Regions from separate parts of the Homo sapiens genome. Here region 2 is linked to region 1. A link is an interaction called in ENCODE POLR2A ChIA-PET data of the cell type or tissue named here. Cell type or tissue: MCF 10A. All regions are shown on one strand. Each heading gives the region's core, and the rest is flanking DNA. Links, peaks and the distances in the headings are about the cores only.

Region 1 (15,913 bases), core at 6,721-11,720:
GGAGGCCTCTAATGGGGGCGCGAGAGGCCATGGGGGATGGGCCGTCTGGCCTGTGCACTGGAGTGAGGTGCAGCACCTGGGCCGTTGCAGCCGGCCGGCTCTGGGGCTCCTCCTCAGTGAACTCCTCAAGTTCACTGTCATGGCTTTCTCTTCTCCCCCAGGTGGAACTGAGCCCTGGTAGGAAAGTGGGCAATTCACCCATGTATCCTGCAATCCACATATCAACCTTTCTGCCCCCAGTCATAGCCAAAGTCCCAGCTATGGCAAAGTACTGCCAGTCTGTCCTGAGGTTTCACCTCATTCATTCATTGAAAATGTATTGATCACCTATGAGGCTCCTGCACTGGGAGGGTGATCAAAATACAGCAATGAGCAAGAATCGGTACCGTCCCTTCTCAGCTTTCACAGGCATGCTAGCTCTTGTGCTAGGTTTCCTTAAAGCTTAGGGACAGAGCAGCTGATCTACAAAATATGCCAGCCAGGGTCTTTTCTCTGGCCTGTCTCCACTTACTATACCTTCTCCACCCTCTGACTGGTGTGCTCTGACTCGGACGTAACACGCCCTCAAGTGGCTTCAGAGGGCCATGCTGCCGCTGGATTGTGGAGAAATGGCGCCTCCTACCGGCTTACCCTAGTCCTGAGCCAACTTACTGTTCCTGTTCACCCAGAATCTTGTCTTCTCTCCTTTCTTTCTTTTTTTTTCTTTGTTTTATTTTGAGACAGGGTCTCTCTGTGTCACCCAAGCTGGAGTGCAGTGGCGTGACCATGGCTCACTGCAGCCTTGACCTCCCAGGGTCAGGCCATCCTCCCACCTCAGTCTCCCGAGTAGCTGGGACTACAGGCACGTGCCACCATGCCTGGATTTTTTGTAGAGACCCCGTCATGTTGCCCAGGCTGGTCTGGAACTCCTGGGCTCAAGCAATCCACCTGTCTCAGCCTCCCAAAGTGCTGGAACTATAGGTGCGAGCCACCATGCCCCATCATCTTTCTCCCCTTCTTTCATTCCTTTAGTTGGCAAATATTTAGTGAATATCACCATGCCCAAGTGCCTTTCTGGGTGAGGATATAGCGGGGAATGAGGTAGATAAGTCTGTGCCCTCTTGGAGCTGACACCCGCTGTAGTTGGGGAGATAGGCAGGAAGCAGATAATTGCTATGAAGGAAAGAAAAGAGTGTAATAGAGAGTGTTGGAGGAAAAAGAAGACTTCATAAGAGTGTGTGGCCAGAGAAGGCCTCTCTAGGGAGGGGGCGTTTGATGGAGACTTAAATGATGAGGAGGGACCACCTCTGTGTAGATCTAGAAAGGGTATAGCAAAGGTATGAGGTGGGGACTTCTTTGTGGTTCAGTAACAGGAAGGAGATCAGTGGGGCTGGATCAGAGTTAGGGAGTTAGAGTTGTGTGAGGCAAGGAAGGAGAGGTAAGCGGGGGTGGTGGGCAGGCCATGCAGGACCATAGCCTGGATCTGGATTATACCACAAATGTGATGAAAATCAGTAGAGGCCTTATGGCTTAATTTATATTTTAAAACAGGGACTTGGACTCCATAGACCACCCCTAGAAGAGTCTGTGCATAGAATTCAGAGTCCATGAACTTGGATGGGAAAAAAATTACATCTCAATTTTTACTATCTTCTGACCAAACCATAGCATGTCCCTCTATCATGAATATAGACAACAGACAACAGTAGTATTAGCGGTACTGAGACTTTGTCACCAAGAGAATGTACGCAGATTTTCAAATTCTCTTATAGTTGTTGCAGATCTCTCAAAACACTGTTTTCACTCATGATTGCTTTGAAATTACAGTAGTCATCAGATCTATTGCTGGATCTTGTTACTTAGTGTGCTAATAAAGAAACCCATAAATGATTTTATGACCACTCAAAATATGTTTGATGCCTATATTTTTTTAAATTTTAATTAATTAATTTTTTTTGAGACGGAGTCTCACTCTGTTGCTCGAGCTGGAGTGCAGTGGTGTGATCTCAGCTCACTGCAACCTCTGCCTCCTGGGTTCAAGTGATTCTCCTTCCTCAGCCTCCCATGTAGCTGCAACTACAGGCGCCCGCCACCACACCTGGCTAATTTTTTTTCTGTATTTTTTTGGTAGAGATGGGGTTCCACCATGTTGGCCAGGCTGGTCTCAAACTCCTGAACTCAAGTGATTCGCCCGCCTTGGCCTTCCAAAATGCTGGGATTACAGGCATGAGCCACCGCACCCAGCCAAATTTTAATTAATTTATTTTATTTTATTTTGTTTTTTGGAGACGGGTGTCTCCCTTTGTTGCCTAGGCTGCAGTGCCATGGTGTGATCATAGCTTACTGCCACCTCAAACTCCTGGGTTCAAGGGATCCTCCCACCTCAGCATCCTGAGTAGCTGGGACCACAGGCATGCACCACCATGCCTGGCTAATTTTCCTTCTCCTCCTTCTCCTTCTCCTTCTCCTCCTGCTCCTCCTCCTCCTCCTTCTCCTCCTCCTCCTCTTCCTCCTCCTCCTCCTCTTCCTCCTTCTCCTCTTCCTCCTTCTTGTTTTTTTCTTTTTGTAGAGACAGGGTCTTGCCATCTTGCCCAGGCTGGTCTCAAACTCCTGGGCTCAAAAGATTCTCACATCTAGCCTCCCAAAGTGCTGGGATTATAGGCATGAGCCACTGTGCCCAGCCAGTTTTTATTTTAGATTCAGGGATACATGTGTAGGTATGTTACAAGGGTTATATTGCATGGATGCTGAGGTTTGGGGTATAATTGTTCCTGTCACCCAGTAGTGAACACAGTACCCAGTAGGAAGTTTTTCAGCCTTTGCCCTTCTCCCTCCCTTTGGAGTCCCTAGTGATGATGACTATAATTATGTGATTGATTTCATTTGAAATTCTATATATCTGGCTGGACATGGTGGCTCACACCTGTGACCCCAGCACTTTGAGAGGACGAGGTGGGTGGATCATCTGAGGTCGGGAGTTTGAGACCAGCCTAGCCAACATGGTGAAACCCCTTCTCTACTAAAAATACAAAAATTAGCTGGGCATGGGCATGGTGGGTGCACCTGTAGCCTCAGCTACTTGGAAGTCTGAGGCAGGATAATTGCTTGAACCCGGGAGGCAGAGGTTGCAGTGAGCCAAGCAAGACTGAGCCACTGTACTCCAGCCAGGGTGACAGAGGGAGACTCCATCTCATCTCAAAAAAGAAAGAAAGAGAGAGAGAGAAGGGAAAGAAAGAAAAGAAAGAAAAAGAAAGAAAGAAGAAAGAAAGAAAGAAAGAAAGAAAGAAAGAAAGAAAGAAAGAAAGAAAGAAAAAAGAAAGATCCTATATATCATATGTTATGTGTTTTTAATTCTGAGAAGAGGGCAATAGGTTTTTTTTTTTTTCAGATGCTGAAGAATTCAGGGCACAAAAACATTTAGACCTCTATTGTTTTAGACCCCTCTCTGCCTGCCTGGGGGCGAATGGATGGTCTGGGGTAGAAGGATGGTGGTTTGGACCAGGACAGTCACTGTGGACAGGAAGAGATGTAGAGGGAACTGGGAAGACTTGCATTGCAGATGGATTGGATGGATGGGGAGAGGAAGGGAAGGTGGGATTAAGGCTGACCCCTAAGTCTCTGGTCTGAGAAACTAGACAGGGATGTGATTAAATGTTTCCCATCTGAACTTCTCACCATGAGACCTTCTGCAAACTGGGATGCACTTTCCCCATTCTTTCCTCTCGCTGGTGATTCAGAACGAAACCCACAGACACCTCTCTAGGCTTCTGGAGGAAAGGGGAATTTTCATTGAGAGTCATGCTAGGGAGGAACAGGAGTTAACAAATACTTTAATCAACAAGCTAAGGGTTATAGGAAATCAGAAAAATGCTGGTAATAAGACTTGATTTCTAGTCTTATTCATTAGATTCAATTCAGTGGGCATTTAATGGGGGCTTACCAGGTTCCGATATGAGTTAGGGATATACGAAGAATAAGATATGCCTCTGGTCTGCTAGAGTCAGTCTGGCAGAGGAAAAGTACACATAAGCAAATGCATTGACTTGGGAGACGTGTAGCACAGGGCAGGTGGGTCTCGTTTTGTGGGGCCAAAAGATTATGCAACTTGGAGTCCCTTTGAAAGAAAAAGACAATGTTTGAAACAAAAATTAGGTATGGGGCCTTGAAAGGGTTCACTGTAAATGGGGGGCCCTGAAGCATAAGTGTTGCCCGCTTCACAGTTGATCCACATCTGGAGGGAGGTGACCATGGAGGTGTTACTGGGCTGGGGGTAGCTGGGAAAGGGAAGGCAGGGTGGACATTGTTTCACAGGATAGAGTGCTAGGACTTCAGAACCCTTAAGCTGGATTCTGAGATGATTAGCAGCAAGAGTTAGAGAGGTCAGGAGCACAGGAGTACCCAGTCCACTGCCATACACGGAATAAGCAGAGGCACCCCCAGGGGGTCAGGGAATAGTGTTCAGCTGTCGAAAAGCAGGGATGTTGATCAGCAGTGACTGTTTGGGTGGGTGGGGGTGAGACACTGGGATATTTATTTACTCAGACCAGGTACATGTTTCAAATCCCAGAGGTATGAATGGATTTACAGCGTGGCCTTCTGGTATGGTTTTCCAGACATCAACTATGCATACCCAAGCAAATATCCAGATATACTCTTTTTTTGTGTGTGACACAAACAGTACCACCTCATACCCTCTGTTCTGCCTCTTGAGCTTTCCACTCAACAGGACATCCTGCAGATTGTTCCATGTCAGGACACAAAGAGACTCCTCATTCTTGCTGGTGACTGCATAGTATTCCACTGTAGAGCTCTGCCCTCATTCATCCAACCCATCCTGTCTTGCTGCATGCTCAGCTACCTTCTACTCTTTTGCCAGAATGCCACTTGCTGCTGGGAATAGCCTTCTAGAGAGGTCATTTTGCACCTCTCTAGAAGGCCATTCCCAGCCTTCTAGAGTGAGAATAGATAAATTTTTAGCAGTAGAATGGCTGAGTTGAAGGCTGTGTGCAGTTGTAATTTTGATAGACATTGCCAAATCACCCTCTCACCAGCATGTACAAGAATGTGTGTTTCCCCACACTCCCCAATGTGGTATTACACACTATTTTTATATTTGGTGATCTGAGAGGTAAAAATGATATCTCAGTGCAATTGCAGTCGTGTTTATCTTATTGCGAGTGAATCTGAGTGTATTTCCATCCAGAGCTGTTCACATTAATTTCACTGGGCACTCTCCAGACCTGTCTGTCAGCCACATTACTACTGGGTTGTCAGTTTTTTACTTATGGATTTGTAATCACTACTTTTTTCTTCTTCTTTAATTATATAGAGTTATTTGCAAAATCTCTCTTTGTATATTAAAGAAATGAGCCCCTTCTGGCCTGGGCAGGGTGGCTCATGCCTGTAATCCCAGCTCTTTGGGAGGCCGAGGCAGGCGGATCACGAGGTCAGGAGATCGAGACCATCCTGGCTAACACGGTGAAACCTCGTCTCTAATAAAAATACAAAAAAATTAGCCAGGCGTGGTGGCGGGCGCCTGTAGTCCCAGCTACTTGGGAGGCTGAGGCAGGAGAATGGCGTGAACCTGGGAGGCGGAGCTTGCAGTGAGCCGAGATGGTGCCACTGCACTCCAGCCTGGGCAACAGAGTGAGACTCCATCTCAAAAAAAAAAAAAAAAAAAAAAAGAAACGAGCCCCTTCTGTTGAATTGCTTATATATTTTCCCAGTTTGTTCACTTCCTGGCACATCAAATTGGTCTTTAGGAATAATAGCATTGGGAAGAATTGAGGGGCATGTGCCAACCCCCACAATTTCCCAGAAGGAAAAAATTGTAAGTAACATGTTATAGCTTTCAACTTTACATAAAATTTGCCAAGTAAATGATGAAGCATCAGTCTTGGTTCATTAACATATCTATGTGGAACACCTACTGGGTGCCAGGTGCTGTTCTAGGCACTGAGGATACAGCAGTGACTGAAACAGTCAAGATCATGCTCTCATGGAGCTGACGTTCCAGTGAGAGGGGCATGTCATGAATGAGTAAACAGGAGGAGCGATGCCTGGAGATGGTGTTAAGCCTTGTGAGGGAGATGAAATGGGGTGATAAGGGGAGGCCAGGCCAGGGGCTGGTATAGACTGGGTGGTCAAAGAGGGCATCTCTGAGAGGGTGACTTTGTGTTAGGATCCAGGCATTAGTGTCAGAAGTAGAACTGCCCAGGAGAGGGAACGGCATGTATAAAGGCCCTGAGGCAGGAACAAGCTTGGTGCATTTGAAAAAAAAAAACAGAAAAGGGCTAAATGGCTGGAGCACAGCCAAGGAGGGATAGGGCAGTGGGAGATGAGCAGGGAGATGAACACAGGCCTCAGTATAAAGGGACTTGTAGGCAGGTGAGGGGTTTTGTTTGCATTGTTGAGGGCTATGAGAAGCCATTGGATTGTGTGTGTAAAGCGGTTTTGCTTTTTCTTTCAGAAATGTTTAAACGTAAAAGTAGAGAGAATTATGTCATGAACCCCACATACTCTTCACCAAGCTCAATAGATATCAACATTTTGCCCTTCCTATTGGCAAATAGGATTTCATCTAAACCCCTCACTTTTTTTGGTGGGTGGAGGATTGGATTTTTTTTCCCCTCCCTCTTTCCCTACCTCATCCCCCCTTTTTTCCCTTTATTTTACTTTATTTTTTACTCACCACTATACAAACAAGATTTTTTTTTTTTTGAGATGGGGGTCTCACTATGTTGCCCAGGCTGGTCTTGAACTCCTGGCCTCAAGCAGTCCTCCTGCCTCAACCACCCAAGGTGCTGGGATTACAGGCACATACCACTGTGCCTGGCCCTGTCTTAAAAAATACTTTTATTAAAATATAATGCATATATAAAGGTGCACAAATCATAGGTATACAGCTGTGAGCACACCCATGGAACTGGTACCCAGATCTAGAAATAATGTGGCCAGCTCCCAGAAGCCCCCTGGTGTCCCTTTTCAGTCTTTACTCCCCAAACTTCAACCATTAGAATCGTACAGGATGTTCTCTGTCATGACTAGCTCTCTCACTGATTATGTTTGGGAAGTCTACGTTGTGGCATGTAACCATGACTTGTGGACTGCTCATTCTCATTGCTGTAGCTTCCACTGAAACAGTTTCTTTACCCATTCTACTGTTGTGCGCGCTTGGGCTATCTTCAAGTCCTGCCTATTTCAAATGGTCCACGTGAACATTGTAGTACATGTCTTGTGGTAAACACATACACATGTATGGTGGGTTACATGCAGGAGTGGAGTTGCTGGGTCCTAAGGGTGGTGTATGTTCAGCTTTCTTTTTTTTTTTTTTTTGAGATGGAGTCTCATACTGTTGCCCGAGCTGGAGTGCAGTGGCGCAATCTGAACTCACTGCAACCTCCGCCTCCCGGCTTCAAGCGATTCTCCTGCCTCAGCCTCCCAAGCAGCTGGGATTACAGGCACCCACCACCATGCCCAGCTAATTTTTTGTGTTTTTAGTAGAGACGGGGTTCCACTATGTTGGCCAGGCTGGTCTCAAACTCCTGACCTCGTGATCCTCCCGCCTCAGCCTCCCAAAGTGCTGGGATTACAGGCATGAGCCACCAAGCCCAGCCAGTTTTCTTAGATAGCGCCTATATTAGTTTGCTAGGGCTGCCAAAACAAAGAACCACAAACTGGGTGACTTGAGGTAAATATATTGCCTCACAGTTCTGAGGCTGGAAGTCAGAAATCAAGCTGTCAGCAGGGTTGTGAGGGAAGGATCTGTCCCTTCTGAGGGCTGTGATGGAGAGATCTGTTCCAGGCCTCTCTCCTTGGCTTGCACGTGGCTGTCTTTTCCCTGTGTCTCTTCACATCATCTTCCCGTTATCCATGTCTATGTCCAAATTTGCCCTTTTTATAAGGACACAAGTCATATAGGATTAGAGCCCACCCTAATGACCTCATTTTAACTTGATCATCTGCCAAAGACCCTATCTCCAAATAGGGTTAATCTCTGAGGTTCTGGGGGTTAGGATTCCAACTTACCTTTTTGGGGGGTGGCAGGGAGTGGGGGGAGACACTGCAACCTATAACAGTGCTAAAGAGCTTCCCGGAGTGGTTGTACTAATTTACACTATTTGCTGGAGTATTTTAAAGCTAATTCCAGACATGAAATCATTTGCCTTGGGAGTGTTTTTTGTTTGTTTGTTTTGTTGTGTTTTTTGAGACAGAGTCTTGCTCTGTCACCCAGGCTGCAGTGCAGAGACACAGTGGCATGATCTCAGCTCATTGCAATCTCCGCCTCCGGGTTCAAGCGATTCTCCTGCCTCAGCCTCCTGAGTAGCTGGGACTACAAGTGTGTGCCACCATGCCTGGCTAATTGTTTGTATTTTTAGTAGAGACAGGGTTTCACTGTGTTAGCCAGGATGGTCTCGATCTCCTGACCTCGTGATCCGCCTGGCTCGGCCTCCCAAATTGCTGGGATTACAGGTGTGAGCCACCGTGCCCAGCCAGGAGTGTTTTTAAAGGAGGAAAGACCTGGTCTGGTTTACAATTTTATTATTTATTTATTTATTTTTGAGACAGAGTCTTGCTCTGTCACCCAGGTTGGAGTGAAGGGGCGTGATCTCGGCTCACTGCAACCTATGCCTCCTAGGTTCAAGCAATTCTCCTGCATCAGCCTCCGGAGTAGCTGGGACTACAGGCGTGTACCACCACACCTGGCTAATTTTGTATTTTTAGTAGAGACGAGATTTTGCCATGTTGGCCAGGCTGGTGTTAAACGCCTGGCCTCAGGTGTGTCCGCCTGCCTCAGCCTCCCAAATTGCTGGGATTACAGGCATGAGTCACCACACCCGGCCTGGCTTACATTTTTAAATGATTCTATTTGTTCTGCGGAAATGTTAAAACAAGGAAAATATTTCATCAAGAAAGAAAGGGTAGCCGGGTTCGGTGACTCACGCCTGTAATCCCAGCACTTTGGGAGGCCAAGGCGGACAGATCACAAGGTCAGGAGATTGAGACCATCCTGGCTATCATGGTGAAACTGTCTCTACTAAAAATACAAAAAATTAGCTGGGAGTGGTGGCGGGCACCTGTAGTCCCAGCTACTTGGGAGGCTGAGGTAGGAGAATGGCGTGAACCCAGGAGGCGGAGATTTCAGTGAGCCGAGATCACACCACTGCACTCCAGCCTGGGCGACAGAGCGAGACTCAAAAAAAAAAAAAAAAAAAAAAAAAAAAAAGAAAGAAAGGGTAAATAAAGAGTGAGCCCTCCCAGGACTGCCCAGTTGGGACTCTCTGGTACCCCATGGTAGAGAGAAGCCTCTGGGTGCCCTTAGCTCAGGGATGCCATTCAGAGACCGAGTGGACGATCCCTCACTGCCCAGTGCCAGATCGCCATGTGGAGCAGCTTCCTGGTTTCAGCCCCTCAAGGTTCAGGTGATGCAGAGAGGATGAAACCCAGCCAGGACTCAGGCTATCTTTCTGTCCACCCCACTCCCTGCCAGGACATACAGCAGCTCCTCCAGCTCCAGCAGCTGGTGCTTGTGCCAGGCCACCACCTCCAGCCACCTGCTCAGTTCCTGCTACCGCAGGCCCAGCAGAGCCAGCCAGGTAAGGCCCCCACCCCAGATGGCCTCCCTGACGCCTCCACAGAACTTCCTCACCTTCCCCTCCCCCTCACCCTGTGTATTTCCCCTTGTCTTTCCAGGCCTGCTACCGACACCAAATCTATTCCAGCTACCTCAGCAAACCCAGGGAGCTCTTCTGACCTCCCAGCCCCGGGCCGGGCTTCCCACACAGGTGAGACTGTCCATTGAGTGCACCAGGCCAGGCCAGCAGCAAGGCCTGCTGAAAGCTGGGTAAACGGGGGTGGGGGATGAGTGAGAGTCTCCTTTCCATTTGACCCAGCCACACTCTGCCAGTGATTTGCTGTGAGACCTCAGGCAAGCCCATCTCCCTGTCTGGGTCAGCCTCTTCCTCTATAGAATGAGGGGAGCTGGCCCAGACAAGTGGTTCTTAACCCTTTCTAGTACATGAGCTCCTTTGAGAATATGATGAAAGATTTAGATCTGATCCCCATTCCCCCAAAATGCTCATGTGTAAAAACACACAAAATTGCAAGGGGCTGCAAGCCTTTAGGCTGCAAATGCCTCGGGCCTCTTCCAGCACTGCAACGGAGGATTCTCTGAACAAGGCATTCGTTAGGTGATTATTTCACATCCACTTCCCAGACTGGAGACTGAAAACAAGGCCCACAGGTGTCTTTTATTTGGTCATTGTCAACTAAATTCCCAGAAAGCACCACATTTCCAGCTCCTCTTGATAAACCAGAAAATCTGGCAGGGCTGTACCTGTGTCTACGTGGTGGCTTGGCGCAGTGAGCAGTTGGCCTGGCCACTGGCAGGAGCAGAGGCCCCTTAGAGAGGGTGCCAGCTCTCCAGGCCACCTTGGCACCTGGACCCCGAGGCCTTTCTTTCAGTTTGCTGCCTGAGTTCTAGACTTTAATGATAATTTTCACTACCTTTTATGAATTTCAAAGTTTTTTTCTACCCATTTTTTATAGCCCTTTAAAAAAATATATGTGAACTATTTCAGAAGGACTGACTGAAGAGTTAGAGACTAATACAGGTCTTAACTGCAGTTCTGAAATCCCAAATGCTCAGAAAGTCAAGTTGTTCTTCCACCATTGGCATGAGAACTCATTTGACTGCAAAACCTGCCCTGCCATGATATAAGCCAGTGTATGACTTTTCTTTGTCCCTCTTGGTATGGCATTTTTGCTGCTGCAAAACTGTTACTGTATCTGATTAAGGAGTAATATTCTTGACCCTAGTGGGGGTGGGGGCCGGGCCACATTATCTATGATATACATCCTATGTAGGCTTTCTTTCTTTTTGTTTTTTTTTTTTTTTTTGAGATGGAGTCTCGCTCTGTTGCCCAGGCTGGAGTGCATTGGCTCAATATCAGTTCACTGCACCCTCTGCCTCCCAGGTTCAAGCGATTCTCCTACCTCAGCCTCCCAAGTAGCTGGGATTACAAGCATGCGCCACCACACCCAGCTAATTTTTGTATTTTTAATAGAGATGGGGTTTCACCATGTTGGCCAGGCTGGTCTCGAACTCCTGACTTCAGGTGATCCACCTGCCTCGGCCTCCTAAAGTGCTCGGATTACAGGCATGAGCCACTGTGCCTGGCTGCCTATGTAGGTTTTCTGAAAACTGAAACAGGCACGGTGGTGCATGCCTATAGTCTCAGCTACTTGTGAGCCTGAGGCAAGAGGATCACTTGAGCCCAGGAGTTTGAGGCCAGCCTGGGCAACATAGCAAGACTGGTCTCTAAAACAACAACAACAACAAAACCTGAGAGGGGTGAGAGTGGGTGGATGATGAGAAATTACTTAATGGGTACAATGTACACTGTTTGGGTGATGGATACACTAAAAGCCTACGCTTCATCACTACACAATACATTTGTGTAACAAAATTGCACTTGTATCTTTTAACATTTTGTTTTTTGTTTGAGACAGGGTCTTACTCTGTCACCCAGGCTGGAGTGCAGTGGTGTGATCACAGCTTACTGCAGCCTCAGCCTCCTGGGCTCAAGTGAAGCAGTCCCCAGCCCTCCTGAGTTGCTGGTACTACAGTCACGCCCCACATGCTTGGTTAATTTTTAAAATTTTTGTAGAGATAGGGTTTCGCCATGTTGCCCAGGCTAGTCTCAAATTCCTGTGCTCAAGCGATCCTCCCACTTTGGCTTCCTAAAGTATTGGGATTACAGGTGTGAGCCATTGCACTCGGCTGTCCTTAAATTTATACCAAAAAAAAAAAAAAAGGCAGGGCGCAGTGGTCACCCCTGTAATCCCAGCACTTTGGGAGGCCAAAGCGGGTGGATCACCTGAGGTCGGGAGTTCGAGACCAGCCTGACCAACATGAAGAAACCCCATCTCTACTAAAAATACAAAATTAGCCGGGTGTGGTGGCGTATGCCTATAATCCCAGCTACTCGGGAGGCTGAGGCAGGAGTATCACTTGAACCCAGGAGGCAGAGGTTATGGTGAGCCAAGATCGCACCATTGCATTCCAGCCTAGGCAACAAGGGTGAAACTCCATCTCAAAAAAAAAAAAAAAAAAAAAACTGAAAAATTCCTAAACATCTGCCCCAGCATTTTGGAGAATAATGGATAAAGGACCTGAGCGACAAACATCCCTGTACCCACCACCTGCTTCATATCCTTTATTGTTAGGGCAATGAAGAATCCCAGATAGAGCTGTTGCTTTTTTGTAAATCTCTCTAATTGCCCTCCCAGTCCTTTTTTTTTTTTCTTAACTTTTACTTTATTTGCAATCTACTCATTGCTTAGGACTTAATTTCTTAAGAGCTGTTTTAGATTCACAGCAAAACTGAGTGGAAGATATAGAGATATCCCATCTATCTCTGCCCCTACACATGCACAGCTTCCTGCATCATCTACATCCCCAACCAGAGTGGTACAAGCGTAACAGGTGATGAACCTACATTGACACATCACTATTACCCAAAGTTCATAGCTGACATTAGGGTTCACTCTTGGCATTGTACAGTCCATGGGTCTGCACGACCTACTCATTTTTAACCCGATTCTCTCAACAGCCCCACTGGGTAGACAGAACAGCAGTGATTGTTCCCATCCTGCAGAGGGGGAAAGTGAGGCCTGGGCTAAGCAGTGATTTGGTGGCAGGGCCAGTCCCTGATTCCCAGGTTGAGATGAGGATGAACCACTGCCTCCAGCTCCAGGGAAAGAGCCCTGGCACAAAAAGCTGGCTGCTCCTTCTGGGAGTTCGCAGGCGTGAAGGGACAGTGCAGAGAGTCCCAGGCAATGAGGAAACCCATGTAGGGCAGCAGAGTCGGACCTTTAAAGGGATTAACAGTGCATGTGGAGGGACCTTTAAAGGGATTGACGGTGCTTGTGGAGGAAGGCGGGGGGAGTCTGCAGGCGGCGGATGGAACGCAGGGGCGAAGAGGGCGGGAGGGGGACTGTGCACCCATCGCTGAGCCCCATCCTGGTCCTCCGCCCTGCATCCCACCCACCTGCCCACCCCACCAGGCCGTGACCCGCCCTACGCTGCCCGACCCGCACCTCTCGCACCCGCAGCCCCCCAAATGCTTGGAGCCACCATCCCACCCCGAGGAGCCCAGTGATCTGGAGGAGCTGGAGCAATTCGCCCGCACCTTCAAGCAACGCCGCATCAAGCTGGGCTTCACGCAGGTCTGGAGGCACCTTGCAGGCTGGGCGGTGGGCGTGGGGGCGTGGCCAGTTGATAGATGCCGCGAGGGGCGTGGCCAGTGGGCGGGCGGAGCGGGCCCAGTGCCGGAAGGCCCCACCCTGACTTCGGGCCCTTCCCCGCCCCACTGGCCCAGGGTGATGTGGGCCTGGCCATGGGCAAGCTCTACGGCAACGACTTCAGCCAGACGACCATTTCCCGCTTCGAGGCCCTCAACCTGAGCTTCAAGAACATGTGCAAACTCAAGCCCCTCCTGGAGAAGTGGCTCAACGATGCAGGTGGGACCAGGCTGGGGTTCCCGCGTAGGGGGCGGGCAGTGGCCGCTGGCCGCGGGAGGCCCCTTCTCATGCTCACGTCTCCCCCGGCGCACAGAGACTATGTCTGTGGACTCAAGCCTGCCCAGCCCCAACCAGCTGAGCAGCCCCAGCCTGGGTTTCGACGGCCTGCCCGGCCGGAGACGCAAGAAGAGGACCAGCATCGAGACAAACGTCCGCTTCGCCTTAGAGAAGAGTTTTCTAGCGGTGAGGCCCCCCTCTCCTGGGTGGCCCTCACCTGAGGGGTGGCGGGCGGTGGGCCTCGGGCTAACGAGCCCTCTGCCTGCAGAACCAGAAGCCTACCTCAGAGGAGATCCTGCTGATCGCCGAGCAGCTGCACATGGAGAAGGAAGTGATCCGCGTCTGGTTCTGCAACCGGCGCCAGAAGGAGAAACGCATCAACCCCTGCAGTGCGGCCCCCATGCTGCCCAGCCCAGGGAAGCCGGCCAGCTACAGCCCCCATATGGTACCAAGAGCCCGCCTGGGGGGTGGGGAGACCACAGAGCTCCGCAGGCACCTGTGTGAAGCCCACCCTACCTGGTTGTCCACAGAGCCTAGAACAGAGACAAGAAGAGTCACTCTTGGAGACAGGCCATCACGTAGATGGGCACAGTTACACAGGGACGGTTTCCAGGGAACTGTGGTCTTACATGGGGGATACAAGCACCCCTAGATACACACCGACATAGCCAGACACAGAGTTATCACAGTGCCATAGCCACACAGGAAGGGATATATGTCCAGGGACGTGGTCCAGGTTAGAACACACAGGCTCACAACCACACAGAGGCAGGGAGAGGCACTTATTTGCCGTTCGGGGAAATTGTCACACCCATGGGTGTACTCTCAGGTCCACAGCTATACACAGGCCCACTTGATATCAGACACAGCTGGGACATCCTTTATCCCATCCTTTTATTTCCATTTCTGGGAAGAGCTGTGATGCTCCAGAGAGGAGCCCCTGCCCCCATCGGTGTGAAGGAGGCACTGTCTGAACTGAGTTCTAAAGGACAAGGGAGAGTTAGCCAGCCACAAGAAGGCAAAGAGCCTTCCTGGACCAGTGTGTACTAAGGCCTAGAAGCCAGGGTGTGCCCAGCCCAATTTGAGAAACTCCAGTGCAATTTAGTGTGGTTGGTGCTGCAGTTTATATGAATGAGGTTGGGGAAGGAGTGGGGGCATGTACCCCAAGTTTTACAGTGAAGAGCTGGAACTTGAACCATGGGCAGTGAGGAGGTAAGGAGTGGTTTTGAGCTGGGGAAGGAGAGAGTCACATTTAGTGAGGTTTCTGGGGCTGATGCAAAGGTGAGACTGGAGGTGGGGTGGCCAAGAAGGAAGCTGATGGTCCCAGAAAATCAAGTAATATGACATCTCAACACCCCGATGCAAAGATATGCATCCATTTAGCCTCGCACTTTAGATCTGCTCTTTCCCTGCCTGGGTCACTTTGAACAGTCTCTCCTGCATTGCTTGCCAACCCCACTGGTAAAAGGGTGGTGTTTGCTTGTCCAGGGAAAAGAGTTTTAGTTTTGCAGAACCAACAATATCAGGAGCATGTGGAGCAGCCACTCTTCCGGTGCAGTCACTTCAGACAGGACACAACCCTGCAAAGACTAGCCAGATGGGGCGGTGTCAGAAGAGAGGTGGGGAGTGTTCTCAATGGAGAATTAGCCCTTCCTGCTTGTGGCTCAGGATCAGCTAGGGCAAGTGTGAAGAAAGCATGTGGAATAATACAAATGCAGCATTGTGCCAAAGCCCCCTGCCCCCATCCTGGGACGGAGGAGTGGGGTCCTACAGGGAGCATCACGGGGGCTGCTGGCAGACAGTGGCTAACCACACCTCCTTTCTTCTCTCCTCAGGTCACACCCCAAGGGGGCGCGGGGACCTTACCGTTGTCCCAAGCTTCCAGCAGTCTGAGCACAACAGGTCAGGGAGGGCAGAAAATGGTGAGGGGGGACTGGGAGGATGTGGCACAGGCTGGAGCCTGAGGTTCCCAAGTGGCTCTGGGTGTCCATGGGCCTCAAGACTGGGCCTGGGGAGTGTGGGTGGGGGAATGGGAGAGACAGTGGGAAGAGGGTAGGACTCACCCCTCCTCTGCAGGAGCAACTCAGCTTTAATCTGCTTCACGATTTCATATGAGAAAAGCATGGGCCTGGTAAAAGGTGAGGCACTTGAGTTTTGTGCCTGGCCTCTGTCATTTTTAAGCTGTGTGAATTCAAGCACTTATTTTATCCTTCTAAGCCTCAGTTTTTATTAAATTATTATGAATGTGTAAAACATAAAAAGATATAAATACATGTATGTAAGAGTGTATGTGTATGTACATATACACACATACATGCATACATACATAGTCTTGTATCCAGAGTTCCCCTCC
Region 2 (15,913 bases), core at 5,031-10,030, 64 kb before region 1:
AGGTTGGCACAATGTTGCAAGGCCCTGTCTGTGGAGGCTCAGCTGCTGCTCTGAGAAGTTGGAACTTGATCTGGCTGGCAGCGGGGAGCTATTATGCCTGCAATCACACACACATACACATATACACATGCATCTCGTGACAACGTACTTTGGACAATACGGACTTGTCTATGAGCATGAGTGTGCTTGTGCACACACACACAGGGACCTTTATTCTGGCATCCATTCAGGGTCTCCCTCACAGAAACCAACAAGGTTGGGGGTTACTTTAGTCCACACTCTCAGGATCCTATAAAGTATAGGGCTGTGGCCCACACACGCAAGTATAAGAGCAGACTGGGGACCCTCCCCCACCCGGGGTGCAGACTCATGTGGCATTCACAGACTTAATCCGCCGCAGTGAGGCCAGGGAGGCAGCATCTGTCACTTTCACAAACACAAGCAACGGAGTCTGAGAGAGGCACATTCCACTTGCTCACAACTGCTTGAGAAACAGATGCCTGTACCGCACTGCCCCCCATGCCCAAAACAGACACGGCCCCTCATGGCCCCCCACGCCAAGCCCAGGCCAATACACCAAGTCACTCCTGCATTAAAGTGCACACACACACACACACACACACACACACACACACACACGAAGCGCAGCCCCTGACATTCCATCTCCCCATATATACAACCATATACTCAGGCACTCTGACTTTAAGCACAGCTGCTGACTTCCTATCCCCTTATTCACACACAGACACAGACACACACGCATACACACACACACTCATTTTGACTTAAAGCACAGCTATAGCCATCCCACCACCCATACACATATACCTACAAGCGGACTTCCACACATACTCAAACACACAGCCTCACAATCCACCAGAACTACTGTGGCCAGCGGTCATTGAAGAATGACAGCCTGAGCAGTGTGCTGAGGGGAGGGTCGCCCTGAGGCATGGGCCGAGGGTCATACAACAGGGTACATCGGAATCCCTTGAGGAAAAGGTCAGGCCGACTCCAAAAGGGTTCCATTGGTCCGGACGGTTCTGCCAGGTAAGGGAGATTCAACAAATGCAGGCCAGAGGCAGGAGCCGACTAATGGCCGAGGCCGCTGATGGCCGAGATGGCTGGTCAGCGAGGAGGGGAGGCTCGACAACTGATGTGACTCAGAGCTGGACAAATGATGGCGCATTTGGCTGAAGCTGGCTGGGGGCCCATGACCAGAGACCAGGCAGCCATTCTCGCCTCAGCGGGGAAAGGGCCAGATCCGGCTCTGTTGCAGCAGGGTGGGTTTCCCAGCCTGGATCCACCATGCATCCTGCCTGCCGTGTGTGTCTTGGGGTCTTTGTATGTGTGCATGTTTGTGTGCATGTGTGTTCATACATTTATCTGCAGTTGTCAGCATGTGCCTACCTTCGTAGAACTTTGTATCTTTGGGACTCCTGGTGTGCATCTATGTATGTGCCTTTGTGTATGTGTTTGCTTGTGCGTCTATGTGTACATGCCCACCCACAAAGTGTTCAGGGACCTTTCTTGTTGGACTCTGCATTTTTGGGTCCGTGTGTGTGTTTGCGTCTATTGAATGTGTAGAAAGCTTTCTTACTGTGAGACACTATGCACTCTTGAGCATTTTTTTTTTTTTTTTGGCGTTGGGTTGAAGGTTGGGGTGGGGAAGAAGCGATGGGTCTGGCTCTGCACTCTGAGCCTTCCATGTATCTGGTGGCCCATGAGGCCGTCTTTGTGCATCTGTTTGAGCCTCTGTCTAGGTGTCGGCGGGTGTGGGCTTGTGTGATTGCCTGTTTCAGAGTTTGAATATCTGTGTGTCCACAGCAGCATCTCCCTCGGAGCATGGATGTGGGTGGAGTGGGCCAGACCAGGATGAGGGGGGCATCTCCCTGAATCTCATCAGACCTCTGGAGGGGGGTCACACAACCCATGCTGAGCCTGGCTGGGACCCAGCAGCACAGCACAGTGCAGACCACCCCTCCTCCTCCTTTTCCCCCCATGACCTTTGAGCACAGCAGCCCCAAATACATATTTATCAGAGGGGCTGTGGGGACCAGCCCCTCCCCCACCACTCCCCTCAGGGCCCAGCCTGCCTGGCTGTGGAGAAATTAACCTTGTGACACAGGAGCTCGCTGACACCCCGGCCCCCTCCCCATCTGCAAGGCACATATGAGCAAGGGTGTGTGTGTGAGAGAGAGAGAGACAGAGAAAAGGTACTCATCCAGACTGGGAAGGCGCAGCAGCGAGGGGAAGAAAGACACACAGGTACACACGCACATGTGTTTATATCACCCCGACACACACACACACGCACACACACACGTGTGCGCGCACTCATTCGCCAAACTAGAGAGGCCACGTAAGTCTTGAACGGATGCACAAGGCAAATACTGAAATACATAAGCATGCAGACACATGCAATGATCCTGCAAGAGACATACACAGATTCTGAAACACATGGTAGCCATGTGCACCCTTGGGTCCTGGGAGCCAGATACCCATACTTTTGGTCAGAGATTCCCTAAGAAAATTCATAGATGCTAAACCCTGCAGATGCACATAGACGTTTGTATATTTGTCCACAGAGATGCCAAAATGGACACACCAGGTTTGGAAACAGGGGTAAACACATACTCAGACACAGGTATGAAAACCCAGATGTCTGTGCAGGCACATAGGTGCTGAGACCTCTCAGGGCAAGACAGACACCAAAACACCAGGGTGCTCCTCGTGTGGAGATTTGTTTTTCAATAGAAAATGTACGAATAGAAATACTAAAACATGGCAGCATCCCAGCCTATATGCCTGTGGGTGCACACAGGCCACATTCAGAAATCCCACAGGGAGGCCACACGTGGTGACCGAAAGGGCCATGCCCTGAGTTATAGCACACAAACACCCCCCAGGCTAGCCTCATCCCCCTAAAGCAAAACAAAATAGGTAGATGTTCAAGTGTGAAAATGTGTATAGAATTAATTAACTCATCACATAGGTACTGAGCCTCTATAGGAGTCAGGCCCTGTCTTAGAAGCTGAGGAAACAGTGGTTTACGAGACAGACCTGGGCCTTGCTCTCTAAGAGCTCCAAGCCAACAGGACTGGCACTGATCAGACCTCAGTGTATAGTTAGTTATAAATACACCTGGTAAGGAGAGGAAAAAGGGGCTACAGGAGGGCATCACGGAAGAACCTGGTTTAGATTGGTAGGCTAGGTGTAACATCTCTGAGGAAGTGACATTTAAGCTTGACATCAGGCACAACACACAGATTCTAAATGTGTACACATATCCCTCCTGAAACTCACAGAGCCCACACAGGCATAAATAATGCAGCACTCAGATGCCCCTACCCTTACCCCACTATGCCGCACTTTTCCCTCTAGAAAACTCCTCTGGCATGTCCCTAGGTGGGAAATGGGATCCTTTCACCTGGGGCCCAGATTCTGGGCTCTGGATGAGGTGCACAAAGCATTCTGGGGCAGTGCTGAGTGGGGAGCCCAGGAAGATTCACCAAGGAGGAGACATGGAGAGGGTGATAAGGTGCAGAGAAGAAGGCAGAAGACTGTCTAAATGGAGATGCTTGCCTGGGCAAGGGCATGGACATGTGAACAAGCCTAGACTGTTCCCAGCAATCATGTGAGGCCCAGGGTCACGGGACCTTCAGGAGGACTGAGAGGAGACTTTACATGACTGGGAAGCACTGTGAGGCTTGGGATTTATTCAGGGCGCACCACATAACCACAAAACAGTTTTGAGAGGGACTAGACAGAGCATGTGAGCCAGGTACCAAGTCTGATCTCTCTGAGCCTCGTGTGGGGACAGGACAGGATGGGTAGCCCCTGGAGGAAGGGATCCAGTGAGCAGGCCACCAGTCACAAGGACTTCTGCTCTACCTGTCCAGTCTGGGAACCCTGGCCAAGGTCTGGTGAGGGAGGTGGTACAGAACTACCTTCCCCTTGCTCCCAGCCCCATATCTTGGCCACTGCTACGACTTGCCCCCAAATGGAGATTTGCTAGGGAATGGAGGTCAGGAGCTATAGTCACCCTTACTTTCTACTGACGTTCTATTGATTTCTGAGCCTCCTGTGGCCAGGCCTGAGCTGCATGCCCAGTCACCCAGATGAGGCAGATCTTTCCATGTTCTAGAGTAGTCCTCAGTCTGGGGAGGTTGACCCTGACAAAGCCCTGTCAAGGGACTCCGAGGGCTTACTGAGGGCTTCTTGGGCTTGTTCTTGGAGAATGAATGGGTCAGAAGGCCCCATAGGCAATATGGGCAATGGGTGAGGCTGGAGCCTGGTTTTGTGAGGGTGAGACCAACCCTCACCTGCCACAGAGAGAGCCTGTCATTTCTCCCATCACACTTAGAACATCTTTCTTGGCTTGCAAACCCTGTATGAGCTAGCGCCTGTCTGTCTATTCAACTTTTACTCCCTCCCTCCTGGCTCTGGAAGCTCAAGCCATTCTGGCCTTCTTGCTGTTCCTTAAACCTTGTTCCTGACCCAGGGCCTTTGCACTTGCTGTTTCCTTTGCCAGGAAAGCTGTCAAAATCTACCTTCTCTGATAGGCTTTTCCTTTATGTTTAAAATAGCAGCTTTTTTTTTTTTTTGGAGTTTGGGGGGACAGAGTGTTGCTCTGTTGCCCAGGCTGGAGTGCAGTGGTGCAATCTCAGCCCACTGCAACCTCTGCCTCTGAGGTTCAAGCGATTCTTGTGCCTCAGCCTCTTGAGTAGCTGGGACTACAGGCGCACGCCACCATGCCTACCTAATTTTTGTATTTTTGTAGAGACGGGGTTTCATGATGTTGGCCAGGCTGGTCTCGAACTCCTGACTTCAGGTGATCTGCCCGCCACGGCCTCCCAAAGTGCTGGGATTACAGGCATGAGCCACTGTGCCTGGCCAATAGCAGCATCTTGTAAGCCACTTTCTCCCTGCTTTATTTTCCTTCTTAGGTCTTAAATATATTTTCTTGTGTATCATATCTCTTCCTCCACTAGAAGGTGGATTCCACGATGGCAGGGACTTTGTGTTGTTCATAGTTGTATCCCTAGTGTGTAGCACAGTGCCCAGAACACGATAAGTGCTCATTGAATGTTTTGTCAAATGAACTGAAGCCGGATCCCCTGTCACCTACTTGCCCAATATATCACCTACTTGCCCAATATATCACCTGCTTGCCCAATATAATGGTGGAGGTAGACGTCTGCTGTGTCAGACAAGGGTGGCAGAGCTCACCTTCAGGGTGAGCACTTACCAGTGCTGGAGGGGTACATTGGCAAGTGAGTCCACCTCCTACCTGAGCCTCAGAGCAGCCAGACTCCAAAACCATCATCATCCTGGGCCTGTATGCTCCCATCCTGCACCCTCATCTCCCTCACGACCCTCCCCTCACTCCAATCAACTCCTCCTTACTCCCATTGTCAGATCTGCTCACCCCCTGACGCACACTGCTGCCCTTCCCCTCCTTCACCTCCAGCATACACTCTGATGGCCCCTGCCCCCAGACACAAAGGAGGGGAGACCACAGACTGTGGAGTCAGACACACCCGGCTTTGAGTCACATCACTCCTTTTAAGCCTCGAGTTTCCTTGTTGGCAAAATAAGGTTTTTGTTGGGATGAAGAGCAGTGGCACGTGTGATGATGACGCTAATAATAGCTGCTATTTATTGAGTACCTGCCAGGTGTTAGGCATTGTGCAAGGTGCTTTGAACTTTTTTTTGTTGTTCATTTTAAAAAACGGAGGAAAAAAAAAAACTCTGAGCATAGAGTGTCCCCAGAGCATGAGACCTGGTGCCCAGTGCTGTGAATGACAAAAGTGAACATAGTCCATCTGCACAGAGCTTACTATTCCAGTGTGTGCACACACATACCCAAAGTGTCACACCAGTCAGGTGATGGGGAGCTTGTGCTCCTGTGCTCGATCCTTTTCTGCAGAAGGCCCAAGAGATAGTTTGGGGGCCATTGCGGCAGCAACTGTCAGAGATAAGGGGCCATCCCCAGCCATCCTTAATTCCCCTTTACCAACCTAATGGGAGCTCTCATTGTTCATATCTGGATTGCAGGGCCCAGCATGGGATCTGGCCTAGAATTGGCCTCAGGAAATGCTTACTGAATGAATGAATGAATGAACAAAGGAATATATTTAGCTGAGTGTCTTCATTGCATTTGTTCATTTGCTCAGGTTACCAAGACAAACCTTCTCCCTTACCTACCCACCACCTTCACTTACTACTCACAGCATTTATGGCTGCTGATGGTAATAGTATTAATTTCTCCCACTCATTGCCCCTTTTTTGTGTGTAAGGCCTTTTGCTAAGTTCCCTATAAGCACGGTCTTGTTGGCTTCTCACACCAGCAAAATGAGGCAGCTGTTATTATTATCTTCATGCTATGTTTGAGCAAACTGAGGCTCAGAGAGGTGAAGTGACTTGCCCAGGGCCACACAGTGAGGAAGTGGCCGACCCCATGTTTACCCACTGTGCTCTTCTGCCCCACAGAAGTGCACATTATCTCAGGAGTCTGCATGCACACTTGTTCTTGCAGTTGTCCCCCTCCCAGTAGTTGGATGGCACTACTCTGATCCAGGAGCCCAGATCCCCAGCTTCTGGTCCCAGCTGTGTCATGACCAGTTGAGTAGCTCTGGGAAAATCCCTTCCCTCCCTCTGGGTCTTCGTTTTCCCTCCAGCAGTTCCTCCTGTCTGTAAGCCCTCAGCCAGTTTCCTGAAGAGGGGACAGGGGACTGTATTTGGCTTGGTACTACCCCGCCCACTCTATTGAGAGCAGAAGCCAGAGGAGTGAGCTCTTCTCCATTCAGCAGACTTCAAATTCATTCACATTCTTGAGGGCACTGAACTCTGCTGGGTTTGGACATAAGGGAAGACATAAGACAAGCCTGGCTGGGAAAGGGAGAGGGAAGCAGAGAAACAGCACTAGAGGTGCCTCCACTAAGTACCTAGCCACAGTCTGTCAATTACAGACAAATGGTGTGACACATGTTCATTGTAGAAATAACAGAAAACAGAAATTCAATGAGATGAGAAGAAAATGACCATGATAATCTAGTTAAACGAACAACAAAAAGGACATTACCTTTTGCTATCTGTCTTTTTTTTTTTTTTTGAGATAGCCTGTCACCCAGGCTGGAGTGCAGTGGAGAGATCTCAGCTCACTGCAGCCTCTACCTCTGAGGCTTAAGTGATCCTCCCATCTCAGCCTCCCGAGTAGCTGAGACTGTAGGTATGCGCCACCACACCCAGCTAATTTTTGTATTTTTTGTAGAGACAGAGTCTTGCTATGTTGCCCAGGCTGGTCTTGTACTCCTGGGCTCAAGGGATCCGCCCACCTCGGCCTCCCAAAGTGCTGGGATTACAGGTGTGAGCCATTGCACCCTGACTGTCTTAGCTTTTTTTTTTTCTCCAAAGGAGATTATGGCTATGAGTTTACCCAAATAATTTATTAAAATTTAGATACCTGGGACCCAAACTCAGATTTTTTTTTTTTTTGAGACAGAGTCTCGCACTGTCACCTGAGCTGAAGTGCAATGGCATGATCTCGGCTTACTGCAACCTCTGCCTCCCAGGTTCAAGCGATTCTCCTGCCTCAGCCTCCCAAGTAGCTGGGATTACAGGTGTCTGCTGCCACGCCTAGCTAACTATTTTTGTATTTTTAGTAGAGATGGGGTTTCAAACTCCTGACCTCAGGTGATCCGCCTGCCTTGGCCTCCCAAAGTGTTGGGATTACAGGCATGAGCCACTATGCCTGGCCTTTTTTTTTTTTTTTTTGAGACAGAATGTCAGTGTGTCGTCCAGGCTGGAGTGCAGTGGCGCAATCTCAGCTCACTGCAACCTCCACCTCCTGGGTTCAAGAGATTCTCCTGCCTCAGCCTCCTGAGTAGCTGGGATTACAGGCGCACCACCACACCCGGCTAATATTTGTATTTTTAGTAGAGATGGAGTTTCACCATGTTGGCCAGACTGGTCCAAACTCAGAATTCTGATTTCTGTTCCAAATTTATTTATTTTTGGTGGGGGAACCATCTGGATGTGTATTTTGTAAAAACGGGATGATATGCTACATACTTGTTTATAACTTGCCTTTTCTTCTTCCTAACAACAGATTATGAACATGGTTTCGTTGTCAATGATTTTATTTCATGGTATGAGCTGAGAGAAGTGTAAAAAAAAATTTATTTCAAACATGTTTTCAACAACTCTACAGTCCTTCTTTGTATGGCCACTATACTATCATTTATTGTACCAGTCCCCACTCATATGATATCTAGGTTGGTTTTTGATTTCCCCTATTATAATTATCCCCAGTTTACAAATGAAGACATTGAGGCTTGGATGTGAAGCCTCTCACATGTGTGAAAAGCTAAGGCACAGTCAGAGGGGAGCCGGGGACCACTTGGGTGCCAGCAACAGTCCCTGGCCTCCCTCAGGGAGGGACTGAGGGATCCCGAGAGGAGAGAAAAGCCTGGGTAGAGGAAGCCACCAAGACATAAGACATGTGCCGTGTCAGCAGGGGCCCTTGAGGAGGAGACCACCCTCTTCCAGGCCCCAGAGCCAGGCGTGATGCCGGCCTATGTCCTGCCCACTCAGGCTTCCCTCATCCCTTCCGCTGCCCCCCTCCCTGAGCCCACTCACCGCCTGCTCCATCCTTGCCAGCTTATCAATAGGTTAAGTGGTCAGGTCAGTGATATTGACCATTTGATTAGGACCTTGTCAGATCAATCCCTGGCTCATCTCGTGGGCCTCCTCCTCTGCCCACACACTCCCTCCTGTTCTTCTGCTCCAGGGAGCAGGTGGCCACAGAAGCCTCTCTCTCCCAACACAGCACCCCAGAACCGGGAGCCCCATGGCCCTTTGTGGGCCATTCCTGGTTCTCTGTTTAGGTGCCCAGTTCCTGTACCTTCTCCTTGCATCCACCTCTCTTGCTCATAGTCGTTAGATCTTGTTTGCTGTATGTCCCATGCCCCTCGGAGTCCAATCAGATAGAGGTGCCCCCACTTGGCTGTGTGACCTTGAGCAAGTGACTTTACCTGTCTGAGCCTCCATTTTCCACAGCAGTGTCATGGGATGACACTCGCCGAACAAATGTGAGATGCTGAGAGATCACACCTGCAGAGCAATGACCCACCCCTGGTGCATGACCAGCACTCAGGAAATGCCAGTACTGATGTGTCTGTGGGTGCCAGTGTTTCCATCTGTCTATCGGTGGGGTTGTATGTGGGCATTCTGTGTCTGTGGGGGCAAGTGGCGTCATCATTCTTAGGCCTGTCCCAAGCCCTGGCTTGGGGTCATTCCCTGTGCTGGGCAATGCTTCGGACCCCCAAAGGAGCCAGGCCCTGCCTTGCCCTCAAGGAGCTCACAGTCTGCCATGTACATGGCAAACTGACCCCAGGACACAGCAAACCATTATATACACTGGCTGTGAGGAGACTTGAGGGGCCAGGACCAAACCCTGAGCTTGCTTTCCCTCTGTGAACACTGGAATCTACCCTTTATGTGCACAGCTGCAGGAAATGTAGGCTTTGGAGTCAGACACATCAGGTTCAAATTCTGGCTCCCACTCTTCCTGTGCCTGGTAACTGTGGGCCAGCTGCTGCCCCTCTCTGTTCCTCAGGGTCCCCATCTGTACAATGGGGGAAGACATCTTCTAAATAGCTCCCAGTCTTAAGGCACTGCTGGGAATACAGCTCCTAGATCCCATGGACTGTCTCTCTACTTGGAGGTGTTGTCTGCTTGGGAGAGGGATCCTCTCCCCTCTGTCGGAGGGCATATTGGGGTTTGGGAACCCGGGAGATGGGATGAGAGTTGGAAGCAGATATGCCAGGGATGGTGCTGCCTATGGGCACCACAGCCCCAGGTAGCAGAGGGCAGGGAGACTCAAGTGTGGGCCCTGCTGGAGGGAAGCCCAAGGTGGGGGCACTGCCTGGGGGAAGACCCCAGCCCTAAGGCGCTGTCTGACTCTGGCCCCCCCGAGGCCTGGGGATTCCCTCGCCCACCCCATCACTTACACCAATATTGACGGTTAATGCCGTGTCGCCACCGTGTTCAACACTCAGCGCGGCTAATTGTTTTGACTGGGAATCGGCAAGGCGATTAAACGCCATCGATTTTGCCCTGCGCGCTGCATCGATTTTTAAATTTCCTATTGATCCCGGCCCTAAATCTCCTTAACCAAGACCTCACTGTGGAGATGACAGCCGCTGATTAGCTCCAGGGCGGGGGCTGGGGGGAAGCAGCCCCTGAGCGGGGAGCAACCCCAGCTCCTCCCTCCCCTCAGGGACCAGGGGTTCTGGTCCCCTTCTGCCCCTGAAGATGAAGGCCCAGGGAGAGACAGGACAGATGGAGGAGGAAGTGGGGAGACCCTTGGCCCTTTTTACCCCCCTTTTGCTTCTTGTTTGGGCTTTTCCCTGGTCTCTTTGCCCCCGCTCCCTTCATTCCTCTCTGTCTATTTCTCCCCATCTCTTCTCTTTCTCTCTCCCCCTCCTTCTCAGTCCATCTTTTTCTTTCTCCTCCTCCTCCTTTTGAACTCTGGTGCCTCCCTTAATTCCTCACTCCTCCTTCCTACAGGGCTGTGGAGAGGCTCAGCAAACCCTCTTTGGGGATGGGCCTCCTGACCTCTTGCCTACTTCTCTGTTCTCTCCATCTTGTACACAGGAGGTAGAAGGACCTTTCCAAAGGCAAACTGGATTGTATCCCTCTCCCTCTCTGACGAAGCCCTGGCTGCTTGGACCAGGCACTTGACGCCCTGCAGGGAGCAGCCCCTGCAATCTGGAAGCCTCGTCTTTCCCCATTTTTCTTACTGAACCCTGGACAGGCAAAGTCCTGGCATTCTCTCGTTCCTTGCACCTGGTTCTTTCTCTGATTAAAATTTGTCTTCCAGGTTTGGCTTGGGTGTTGTTTCCTCCCTAAGTCTTCTGTGATCTCACCCAGGATGCCCGCAGCACCCTCTGCTTACCCCAGCATGTTGGCATTGGCTCTTCCTTCTGTCTCCTCAACTTGCCTGTGAGCCCCGTAATAGAGCAGAGACCTTGTCTAATTCATCTCTGTCCCCTGCCACACTTGATTCAGAGCCAGAGAAATCTCAATATTTGTTGATGAACTAAATGCACAAATGAATGGACAAATGTACAAGTCAGAAATATCATTATGACTTTTATTTTTAATCTCCCCAGAGCACATAGGAACTTAATAATGAGTAACCTTTTCAAATTTCTTTCTCATTTGTTCCTCGTAGCAGTCCTTTGAGATACACCATTTAATCAGTTAATTCCTCCATCCACCCATCCATTCACTCCGTCGTCCGTTATGCACTAATTGAGCATCTCAAATTTGCCAGGCCCTCTGCCAAACACAAAAGCTTCAAGACACAGTTACAGTCCCTGCACTTTAAGAAGCTTCCAGTCTGATGGGAAAAACAGATGTTCCACAGTGGCAGGCACTAGTATGCCCATTTATGAGTTGGGGACACAGAGGCTCAGAGGCCAGAAGTGACTACTGAAGGCAACAAGTGGCTGACTGGACCTGAGTTCCAGGCACCTGACTCCACAGTTAGCCAACTGCAGCTCCTGATGATGTGACAGGAGGAGGGTTCCTCCACTGGAGGAGTGCATCATCCTGCATGAGGATGGGGAATTCTCCGGGATGTTGACTGCATTCTCCTCTCTCTCCAGGTTCTCGACTGGACCGGGTTGGTGGCCTGAATGTATTAGCTTCGCTGCGTCTGCCCAAGAGGTAAGGACCACGGCCTTAGAGTTTTGCTTATTGATGCACCTTCTGGTTTCTCACAGAAGTCTCTGCTTTCCCATCCTCGTCTCTGGCCTCACCCTGGGTGTGTTGCTGCCCTTCTCCACTCTGCCCACCCAGAGGTTAGAATCTGACTGCTTTGTTCTCACCCTCCATGCATCCTGTGGCTTTCGGGCCAAACCAGTGGTTCTTGGTGTTGATGACTGTGGGTGTTTCTGCTGATCAGTGTTACGGCTCAGTAGGAGAGAGATGGGGGTAACTCGGTGGCTCAGATCACAGCTTTGGGTTCAAGCACACCTATGTTCGAATCTCTTTTCCTGACTTCGAGGGACTTGGGAAAGTTTGAGCTTCCATTTCCTTGTCTGTAAATGGGAATACTAATAGAACCCACCTTAAGTGCCATCCTGAGAGCAAAAGGAGATAGAGGAAGAAGAGCCAGGTGGCTGAGTGATCCTGGGCATGGCTCAGTTTCCCCATCTGTCAAAGGAGGGTAATTAATAGCATTTACCACATGGAGGTGGCGTGAAGATGAAAGTACTTATTCCTTGAAATCGTGTGGCTGCAGGAAGTGGGAGCTCAAAATATGGCTGGAAGCGTTCCCCTGAACAAAGAAGGTTTTATGAAGCCCCTCCCTGAAGCCCACTGAGACTCCCAGGTAGAAGCCATAGTTCTCCTGCTGCTCACCTCTGTGGGAAGCAGGGGCTCTGGCCATTTGCCCTGGTGTTTGCTCCAGCTTGCTTGGTGAGGCCCTGGCAATGAGCATCTAGGGAGGAGGGTGGACAGGGCTTCTGGGGTGGGACAGCCCTCTACTGCCACCCCTATTCCCACCAGAGAAGCTTAACCCACAGGTCTCAGGACCCCAGGGAGGCCTTTGGGTGCCCTTGTAGGACTCCTGGGTAGGAGTCCTTTGCTGTACCAGGAATCACAGTCTCATTTTAAGAAGCAGATGGAAGCTGTAGCCCAGGGTTTGCAACCCAGCATTGTAGGGACTATGATGGACTGAAAAATGCATGGGGTGGGGGACTGCTTTTTAGCTCCACTGACTGTTCTCATGCACAGATGCAACCCTGACTTGCCAGGGTTTCTGATTTTTCAAGAGAAGCCAGGAACCCAGACTTGTGTGTGAAGTCTTCCAATCTTTAAATGTTGGCAACTAATGCAAAACTTGCAAAATCTCCTCGTGGTCCAAACAACATATTTCAGGCAACCTTTGGCCCATAGATACCTAGTTTCACAACAGTATAGAGCTTCTCCCAGGAAAACACATACCTACATTTGCCCAGTTGTGCTACACTTTGGGATGATCACAGACCCCCTGAAGCTCATTCATGGACCCCTGTTATCGCTGAGAGTGTTTGTTCCAGGATGTGTCATTTCTCTAGAGTGCTTTCTCCAGGGAACCGAAGTTGCAGTTTTTCCAGGAATCCTCACATCCTCGAAAAGAGAGTCAAGGAATTTCCAGGTTGCAGAATTAGTTTGGGAGCTAGAGACTGGCTTTGAGGAACGTCTGAAAGTTGGGCTGAAGTAACAGAGGGGTTTAATTATGTTTCCAGTTGGTAGAGGTCACTGTTAGGTCTATGATTTCAATTATTTGTCTTCAAATAGATGTTCATTAAATATCCATGATTTCATGGACATGTGGGTGACTGACTTGGTAACACGTAACAGGGCTGGTACATTCCAGTGAGGAAACTGATATTTATTAGGGGCCACCTTTGTGCAAGGGCCTGTTCTGGGCACTTTGCTTTTAATCCTCACAGCAACCCTGTGAAGTGGGTGTTGGCACCTGTTACAAGACAAAGAAACTGAGGCACAGAGCGTGAAGGCAACTTGCCTAAGGCCACCCAACATGTAAGCAGTAGAGTTAGAATTTGAACCTGGGTTTGCCTGACCTTAAAGCTCTCATTCTTTTACCTCACCAAAACCCACCATTGTTTTTGGTATCTCCACAGTGTGGCAAATTTTTGCACTTTGGGAGTGAATTTGATTTCGGAGACCACCTGAAGTCTGATTTAGCAGCAGCTCTGATGAATTTAGCAATGATAATACTGGGGCCACTTGTTGGTTTTTCAATAGAAACTAGAGATGATTATACACTAGAGAGATGCTTTGCTGATGGAGTTTGTAAACTGGCCTTGAAGGCTGTTGCCAAAATATCAGGTGGTTCAAGAAAAAGTTCGGCCTCCTGAGGAGACATCTTTGAAGGAAGCCATACTCTTTTAGGTGTATAGTTTTGTTACGAAACAACAACTACAATAAACATCGCCCTCACCTGCTCTGTCTTTCCTTTATAGCCACACTTGGAAGGTGAGTGATGCCCCAAACATGTCTGGAGGCCTCCTCAATGCTCTATGTGGGAGCTGGAGCCCCAGGATGAGTGAGAGACCCCCTCCCAGCCCTGGGGTTGTGGTGGCCTCTGCTGCCTATGCTCCCGTGTGACTCCCCCTCCTCCTCTCCCTTCTGGCCCTTCCTCCAAATCTCCTCCCACCCACAGCAGGGCCTTCTCTCCACTCTGGGTTGGCTTCACTTCTCTACCTCCTCAGCTCCCCATCTAAGGCTCCTCAACTCTGAGGGCCTTTCTTGACCCATGGGCTGGATGATGCCTCCTTTTCCCTCCTGAGCACTATCACCGTATCTGATTATATTCTATATGGTTAATGTCTGCTCTCAGAAGCCTCTGGGTGAGGGGACCTCTCTGTTTGTCTAACACATCTGTCTATACTCAGTCCCTGGCACAGTGTAAGTGCTCAGCAAGCATGAGCTGAATGAATAAATAAGTGAGCAAACAGACACATAAACCTAGATCCATCCATTTATTCCTTCAGCCAACATTTTCTGGGATTCCTTGTGTGCTAGGCCTCGTGCCACCATCTGGAGATGCAGAGAGGCGGGAGACCCATGTGGCCTTTGAGGGGCTTTCAGGCTCGTGGGGGTTCAGGCACAGACACCACCAATCTGAACCAGGGGACTGCAGGATGCTGGGTTAGGGGAGAGAGGGATAGGCTGGCTGGCCTAGGGGGTCCTCAGGAAGTCTTTGGGGGTAAGGAGAGAACTCCTGAAAGGTAAGGAGAAGCCGAGGGCTAAGTTACATTTCGAGTGGATGGGAAGGGGTGTGGACTGACTGGGCTCCTACTCACTATTGGGGACTGTGTATGCTGGCCTGGCCTTAGAGTCCTCACAGCCAGCTACAGTCCCCTGGGTATCTGGTGCCCTCCAAGTGCCAGGGCAAGAACAGGGCTGTGGTACCACTTTGTCTCTCCTTCCCTTCTGTCCTTCCATCCTTCCACAAAAAGACACAACGGCCTTCAATGTGGAGCGGTCCCAGGGTCACAGAGGTAACCCAGACATAAGCAACAGGCATGTGCCCCAGGGTGCTCACACACCCTGAGGGGAGTCCTGAATGCCTCGGAAGCAGAAGCTTTGCTCTAGGTGAGCGGCTTTCATCCTGGGTCTGGTGAGGTGACGTGGAAGGAACAGAATTCAAGGCTGCATGAGGAGGATGTTTAGCCGCACATGAGGACATTCTCCCATGGCCAAGAGTGTAGGTATGGCGGGGGGGCTGCCCTGGGATGGGAGGCGCAGGCCTTAAGGGCAGTTCAGGTTCTTCAGACAAGCCGGAGAAGCCAGGGCGTGGTGTCAGGGACTTGTCCACATGCCCCAGGCCCAGTCTGCCTCCTTCTGAATTACACCCCTGGGGGCTTTGGCTAGTGGAATAGGGTGTGTGCTATTCCAGATGTGGCTTGAAGGATGGCTGGGCTGGGACAGAGCTTTAGTGTAGAGGCAGCTCTGGGATGCTGGTGGGCTATGGCCGTGTGGTGGGACCTATAGGGTGGTCTGTAACTGGCAGCTGTGTGATCTGGGTGGTGGGCAGGGGCACTCCTCGCTGGATGTGGAGTCCAGATGTGAGGGTCTGTTTAGCATTCTGGGGTGCTGGGAGGTGGCAAGAGATTGCTTGATCCTTTTGGCTGCCTGTGCTCTGTCACTGGGTGGGTGGAGACAGCTGTGGACTGGGAATATTTGTCAGCCATGGGGTGGGGATTATAGATGTGTAGGAGGTAAAAATGGCTTGCATCTCTGAGCCAGTTCGGGGACCAGTGGGTCCCTGGAATCCCTGACAGTCCCACAGCAAATGAAGGTCAAGTACCCACCATCCTGGTAAGCA

What was found. ChIA-PET counts read pairs that join two places held together with the same protein. Peaks named below come from ENCODE experiments on the same cell type or tissue, not always from the same donor. Only the 100,000 strongest peaks of a DNase experiment are listed, where the experiment ranks them.
Region 2: POLR2A ChIA-PET joins it to region 1 with 5 read pairs; 9 of 35 experiments call an interaction of 5 or more read pairs at or near these places.

Annotation. Positions count from the first base shown.
Region 1 is chr19:42,093,378-42,109,290 of GRCh38, reverse strand. POU2F2 (POU class 2 homeobox 2) reads left to right here. Exons shown (of 15, transcript NM_001394376.1): 6 at 9,470-9,575; 7 at 9,673-9,764; 8 at 13,048-13,209; 9 at 13,362-13,503; 10 at 13,598-13,746; 11 at 13,829-14,005; 12 at 15,396-15,462. Among named protein-coding and RNA genes, the nearest start is that of ZNF574, 25 kb to the right of the region's middle. In MCF 10A, for the core only: no CTCF peak of the experiment used is centred there; a DNase peak (open chromatin) is centred at 8,840.
Region 2 is chr19:42,156,158-42,172,070 of GRCh38, reverse strand. POU2F2-AS2 (POU2F2 antisense RNA 2) reads right to left here. Exons shown (of 2, transcript NR_186341.1): 2 at 14,550-15,913. It also overlaps a transcript of POU2F2 not described here. Among named protein-coding and RNA genes, the nearest start is that of POU2F2-AS2, 12 kb to the right of the region's middle. RefSeq lists a silencer at 6,637-6,860. In MCF 10A, for the core only: no CTCF peak of the experiment used is centred there; no DNase peak of the experiment used is centred there.